Linked DNA regions of Mus musculus: region 2 is linked to region 1. The links are chromatin contacts, found by Hi-C or POLR2A ChIA-PET in ENCODE. All regions are on one chromosome and are shown on one strand. The core of a region is the stretch at or near the end of the contact, and the rest is flanking DNA. Distances in the headings are between cores, read along the strand shown. Region 1 holds the start of Zfp212 (Zinc finger protein 212). Region 2 holds the start of Zfp956 (zinc finger protein 956).

The links. Hi-C counts contacts between places; a loop is a spot of excess contacts on that map. ChIA-PET counts read pairs that join two places held with the same protein, here RNA polymerase II (POLR2A).
Region 2: a loop to region 1 is called in a map of heart, with 4 times the contacts of the local background. The contact joins the promoter of Zfp956 here to the promoter of Zfp212 in region 1. A Hi-C loop is called at or near these places in 4 of 37 maps with a recorded cell type or tissue (heart, left cerebral cortex and v-Abl transformed pro-B cells). POLR2A ChIA-PET finds 5 or more read pairs at or near these places in 2 of 5 experiments (Patski and embryonic stem cell).

Annotation. Positions count from the first base shown.
Region 1 is chr6:47,919,278-47,922,812 of GRCm38, reverse strand. It overlaps Zfp212 (Zinc finger protein 212), which reads right to left and starts at 2,245. Exons shown (of 5, transcript NM_145576.2): 1 at 2,064-2,245. The coding sequence starts at 2,087. Gm52899 (a long non-coding RNA gene) reads left to right here. Exons shown (of 3, transcript XR_003956427.1): 3 at 1-371.
Region 2 is chr6:47,951,652-47,954,780 of GRCm38, reverse strand. Zfp956 (zinc finger protein 956) reads right to left here and starts at 1,391. Exons shown (of 5, transcript NM_178898.4): 1 at 1,199-1,391. The coding sequence starts at 1,222. It overlaps Zfp783 (zinc finger protein 783), which reads right to left. Exons shown (of 6, transcript NR_027963.1): 6 at 232-3,129.

The DNA of each region.
Region 1 (3,535 bases), core at 996-3,495:
AGCCAGGTGCAGAAACACCATAAGCACCAGAGTCATGTTTTCTGTGAAGTGGTAACTCCTTGAGAAGAAACACAGAAAATCCTCCAGTCCATCCATTCTAATTAGTTCTTACCCACTTCCTAGAATAAGCATAGTGAATTTCAATCAAGGCAAAACTCTCAACACAAATTTTACTGCATCTCTTTTTCACGAAAAGATCTCAGGATTCCCAAAGTATTTCTGGACCCAAAAAGCCAAGATGCACAACGATAGGCCGCCCACTGGTACTGTCCAGGAGTCTGGAAATGAGACACTTCTAGGGGTCTGGACAGTGTTTGTTTTCTCTGCCAGTTAAAGAATTAAAAGGCGGGAAAAACTCAAGCCCCCCAGGTACCATCAAAAAAAAAAAAAAAAAAATCTCAAACACTACTGACAGAATCCACAGTTGAAGAAAAGTGTTTCCTGGGAGTGAGGAAACACATATGCAGCAGACAGAGAAAAAGATATTCTGCAAAGCAGGGGAGGGGGAACTCAGGAAGCTACCAGATCTGGGAGGCTGGAGCTTCATCCTCTAATTTAGAGCTGTTCAGGTGAAGATGGCTGATTGCTCATAGTTGTTGTGCAATAGGCCATGAACTTGTAGAGCTAGTCCATCAGCAGGGGACCTGCTGGTGGGAGACAAAAGACTAAAAAGCCTTTGCTTTAAGCTGCCAGTCTTGCCTCAAGTCAGGAGCATCAGGAAGATAATGTCCATCTTGGAAATCTGTCTGCCTAGCCAAGGCCTCTCTCCCTATCTGCTTACCCTGCAGGGGGTCTGTTTAACTCCTGGTCTCTTATTTACACCTGGATGCACAAGTAGGATTGCTCCAAGTTCAGAGCCAGCCTGGTCTACCTAACTGGTTCCAGGCAGCCAGGGCACAAAGTAAGACCTTATTTTGAAAGATTAAAAAACAAAAACTAAACAAAACAAAAAGACAAGAAAAATACTTATGCCTGTAATATCTGCAAGTTGGGAGTCAGAGGTAGGAGTTTACAGTCATTCTCAGATAGGCTAGGCTGGGGCACATGAGAGTTTGCCTCAAAGCACAACCACTACCAAACAAACCCCAGCAGAATGACTTACACCTGTAAACTTAGCACTGGGGAGGCTGAGTCGGGAAGATTGTCATCAGCTTAAGGACAGCCTGTGAGGCTCTGTCTCAACAGTGAAAAGCCAGTTCAGGTCCATCTATCCTATTTTCCTATGTTAACCTCTACTGTGACACAGTATGAGGAGACTGGAGCCAGAAAAAAAAAAACGTAAAAATGCTTACAAGGAACTCAACATTCTCAATTCAAGTTAAGGAGACAAAGGCCTAGAGAAGTGAGCATAGACTGCCTTCCGAAGACCATGCACTGAATATATAGATAGATGAACGCTGAGTTACGGAAGATATTCCTCAAACCAATTTTCAGTGTCTTCACATTCTCTGAAAAGAGAGACAGCTGGAAGAGGCGGTAAGCGGATAACAATGCGCACCCACAGTTTTGTAAAAACAAAACAAAACAAAAAACAAGCAAGCAAACAAACAAAAACAGCAAATACACCAGTCCCCAAGGAGAGAAGGCTTCAACCTGTGGCTGCAAACTCAGTACAGATAGCTATGGCAGAACATGGCAACCGGAGCAGAGCCCCACTGGTCGGAGAGAAGCCCTAAGTCCTGGGGTCTTCCGTAGCTGAGCTCAAAGGCAACAACCCAAACCCAGGGTTTTATCCCGCGCCTTCACTCCAACTCAGAAAACGAGTCCCTAGTTGGCACGAAGCAGGAAAATATGTGGGCGCAGTCACAAACAATTCAAAAAGCCTCGCAGAAGTTTCTGCGGAAAGACGCAGAGCATCCGGGCTCTGAGCCTGACGCAGAAGGACCCAGGGAGCAAGCGAGCGGGCGGGCGGGCGGAGGGCGAGGGTACCGGGAGGGAAGTCAGCATCCGCCGGCGCCAACGGCCGCGGAGGAAACCAAGCCTGCGACCGAGCGCCTCAAGCCCCGCCCCGGGCAGGGCGCTGTCTCCCCCAAGGCCCTCCCGAGCCGGCCGGAGCACCTTACCCGAGTAGGCGTCGACTCCGCCATGGTCGCAGTCGCCCCACAACACCGACTGGCGGGATACTGCTCGAACTGTACGCCGCTCCGCCAGACGTCCTCACCCTCCTGGAAGCCGCCGCCGCCGCCGCCGCCGCCGTGTTGATACAAGGTGCATTCTGGGAGCGCTCCCCACCCCCAAGAAGAGCGGCAGCGGCTCCTCCTACCGCGCGGTATTTCTGTTGCGCCACTGTGCTCCTGGAAGGGGAACAGCAGCCTGGAAATTCAGTCATTGAGTGTGGGGTGTAAGCGTAAGGATTCTCAAAATCAAGAGCATTTTCTGAATTTGAGTCCTGCACTCCGCGAAATGCTTTAAGAGATTCAAATATGTGCAAGTTTAAAAAGGCGCGGGAAGGAGAGAGAGAGAGAGAAAGGCGTAGGGAGGAGAGCGTGGGGACTAGTAGAAAAGGAGGCTAATGGGGGTGGATGTGAACACCATACGTTCTGGACTTGCATGCAATTGTCAAAAATAAAAATAATTTTTAAAAAATGTGTACAAATGTGTACACCCTTTTCTGTGAGGGAAGAACACAGCTGAAGCTAAAGAAAAGGTGAATTCTCATAGGCAAGTGATTTTCTTCCATGCTCACCTATGACTTGGCTTTTTCTGGTCAATCCATTATAGAGTGTTAATTATGGTAATCACTTGCATTGCAGAATTCAAGATAGCCTTAATCACAAATAATTAACCTAGTCCTCACCGGGCAGTGATGGCTCATGCCTTTAATCCCAGCACTTGCGAGGCAGAGGTGGATGGGTTTCTGAGTTCGAGGCCAGCCTGGTCTACAGAGTGAGTGCCAGGGCTAGAAACCCTGTCTCAAAAAAACTAAATAAATAACCTAGTCCTCATGCCAGGGTGCCAGGGTATTAGAGGCAATGTGTTCTGCATTCTGGCTTGGAAACATCTGGCCACATCATTACCACCCCAGCGCTCAGGTGTTTGAGGCCAGCCTCAGCTATATAGTGAGTTTTTGACTAGCCAGAAATATCTAAAGAGACATTGATCCAAACAACACCCCCAAACCCAGTACTTGCAGTACTCAAATGCCTCATTTCCATTACATTGTCCTGGACATGCTGAGTGAGAATGACATGAGTTTCCACTAAGTGTGAATAGCTTCCTCTAAGAATTCAAGTACTCTCACTAGACTGGTCCCTTCTTCATTTTTCTGCAAATGATCCCTGTCTACACTGACTACAACTAACAACTTTCTCTAGAACCCAAGCCGATGGCCTGCTGAAAAAAAAAATTCTCAGCATCTGTTTTAACAGGCACTTAAAAACCTACATTTATATTAAAATAATAATAATTTTTTTAAAAGCGCTGACTCATTTAAGCCCCCCACAGCAGTCTGGGTGTGTCTGTGCCTTCATTTTATCTTTGTTTGTTGCCTTTGTTTGGATCAAATTCCTGCTTGACTCCATAACCGTGTCAATCA
Region 2 (3,129 bases), core at 142-2,641, 33 kb before region 1:
CCCGAACAGTCACTACAGTGCCCTGAACAGTCACTTTACTGGAAGCTAGATCTTAGATGCCAGTAGGCAGTGGCAGAGAAAGCTGAAAGCCAGCATCTTAGTCAAAAGAAGGGGGGTAATGTCACCATGCATAACTGTAAATAAAATGCGGAGCTGTGGGGACTACAGATAAATCCTGGAACTTCCCTCTATCTCTAAGGTGGTCAAACAGAAAAAGCACTCAGGGTGTATGACATTTATTATATATTGTATTACCAATAAACATGAAGGTTCCTGACTATTGGTCAGAATGTGTTATATGTTCTAAACCAAAGACTGTAACGAATACAATTTTGTGACATTAAACTTCCCCCAAGATATCTTCCATAAAAAAGACACAGCAAAGTGTCCCACACAGTAAGATACTTGTCACTAGAAACTTCTCTCTTCCTCACTCCATCCTGAGGTCTGTGACCACTGACCCATACAACAAAATGTGGTTGGGAGGAGGCAGTCTTCACACATAAAGGTCAAATATCTTCGTCTCTCTGGGATCCTTTGCCACAAATCTAACACCAAGAAATGTCTTTGAAGTCACTGCAAAGCTATTGCTAGCAGGAGATGCCTCCTACCTTCAGGGACTGTAAATCTCATCTCAGTAGTTCACTCACCTGAACCTAAAACACGCCTACCCAACGTTTTCTATAACACTGATTCCCTAACTAGTTGCAGTAGGAAAGTCTTCCCGGTGTTCATCAAAAAACAACAAGCGAGGAAGTATGTATCTACTCTTAATAGAATCGAATTCAGGCCCGAAAGGCCGTGGAACCCTCCCTCCTAGGCAGGAGCTAGATTCTAGGTCCCAGGACCAAGAGGGCTAACTGGAGGGGGCCTTAGCTCGGGATTTGATCGGAGATGGCTAATACTTGCGAGATGGAGCAAAGAGGTCCTGGAAAAAAGGAGTCGTGGAGTAAAAACGACCGCAGCCGGTGCACCGGGCCCAGATATTTCCTGGTGAAGCTCAACGGCCGTATATTACAAATGATCAAACCCGTGGCAAAGGAGACAAGGACTTAATCATGTGGCAACAGACCTCCTAGTCCTCCTCCCTGACTACCTGGCTGAGCTCTACCCAATTTTAGGAGGTGGTAAGATGTCCTCCCGGCGAATTCAGGAACCGCTTCACATCCCCCACATGATCGGTAAGGGCCACCCTTACCGGTGCAGCGGCCGCCTCAGTCATGGCTGCGCGCGATTCTGCTTCGTCTTGTTGTAGCCGCTGTGTCCCCTACAGGCGGCCCTTCCTGGCCTCACGATACAGAATCAGGATGGTCGTCTTGGACGCAGTTGGCAGTTTGAGACCTAGACGTCCTCGCTGCTCCCGCGGCAGAAACGCAGGCCACACCCTCCACAAGGCGGCTCCCCATTGGCTAGCCCTGGAGGTTCCGCCCCTGACGGTAGAGAAGCCAGACTCTATTGGCTAGCTGGGAGCACAAGCTGCATAGCGTTCGCTAGCGTTTCGTCTCAGCCCCGCAGGTGTGAGCACTAGGTGTTGAGCTCCGTTCACCTTTGAGCTGTAGAGCCACGCCAACCACTAGGGTCACATGTTGAGACTCCCCAGAACAAACTAGGCCACAAACACGCAGCTACATTTTCCAGTGTATTTATAGAGCACCGATTAAGTTAATATTTCCACCTCCATGGTTCTTAGGGCCTTGTAACCAACCCAACCATATCTTTGTTTTACAAAATAAGTCATCAGAATCTGGGATCCAACGTCTTTGAGCTCAGGCAACCATGCAGCCTTTGTTCATTCTTAACTCAAAATACTCTTTAACCTGTCCTATTGAATTTCAGGTTAAATGCAGTAAGCCCAGTTGTGCATAATGGCACAAGCAAGGAAATCCTAGTAGGTAGATAGAGGTAGGGGAAAAAAATTCACTGCAAGCCCAAGGCGAGCCAGGATTATACAGCGCCTCTTCCCCCACCCCAGCACTTGGATTTGTGCTTCAAATATGAATACTTGTTTTCCAGAGAACATCTAAAGCATTAGAAGAGAGGCCTAGGAACCCCCAGAACAGCAACATGAGTGCTTGCAGCGGAGGATTAAGTTTGGGGCAGCTATACTGTCCACGTTCAGTCTGAGCGCTTACTGACAACTGCTGTCTTGCTTGCAGGGCCTAAACAACGGTTGGGTGTGCAGGCAAGTAACGTCCAGAACCATGGCTGCATGCCACAGTCTTGCCAGTCATACCCCTACCCTGGGAATGACGGCAGTGTCACCCTCTGCCTCGTCTGTGCAGGACTTCTGAGTGGCTACAGAGTCTGCAGGACTTTAGCAATAGCACAGCCAGGGATGAAGGCACCTGGGAGCCTTCATGTGCTCTGGTGTCTGAGTGCCAAACAAGAGAGCAAACTATCAGAATTGGAATCCATCACCCAGCTCCAGAAGCTCCACAAGGCTGTCCCCAAGGTGCTGTGACAAAGAGGCACATGAAGCACCCGCTCTCATGACTTTGAGGCATGACACTATCACCTCAAATTCCTGGTCTGGAGCTTGTGCTTTTGAAGGGCCCCTAAAGTACCAACTCAGCTGGAAAGTGAAGGAACTTCCACCACTTGGCAGGCACAAGGGAAAGGCCCTGAGACAGTGCAGGTCCTGTCCTGTTCAGAGCTGGGCCCTTGCAGGGCTGGACTTCCCTGGAGGACAGAAAGCAAGAGGAAATGCAGGATTGTTTAGCCTCAGGAATGAGTCTGCATGTGGACAGCCAGGTGGTGGCTCCTTGCCACACTGGGGGCACTGATAGGAACGCTCACCAGTATGGATACACTGGTGACAAAAGAGGTCTGAGGGCCGGCGGGAGGCCTTGCCACAGTAGGGACAGGCAGGCCAGCTCTGCCTCTTGCCTGTGTGCTGATGCTGGTGTAATACCAGGCTCTTCTGTTGCTGAAAGGAGTGAAGACATTCACTACAGTGGTAAACTGTAGTTGCTGGCCTTTGTCTCATGAAGGCATGGCTTGTTGGAGACCGGTGGCTTGTGGGCTCCTCAGGTGGCCAGTGGATGACAGGGCCTGGCACCACCACTTTCTCTGGTTCCAGTGTGGAGTGGCTTTTCCCTGACCTAATAGGCAAGCCACTCCAAGCCTCCT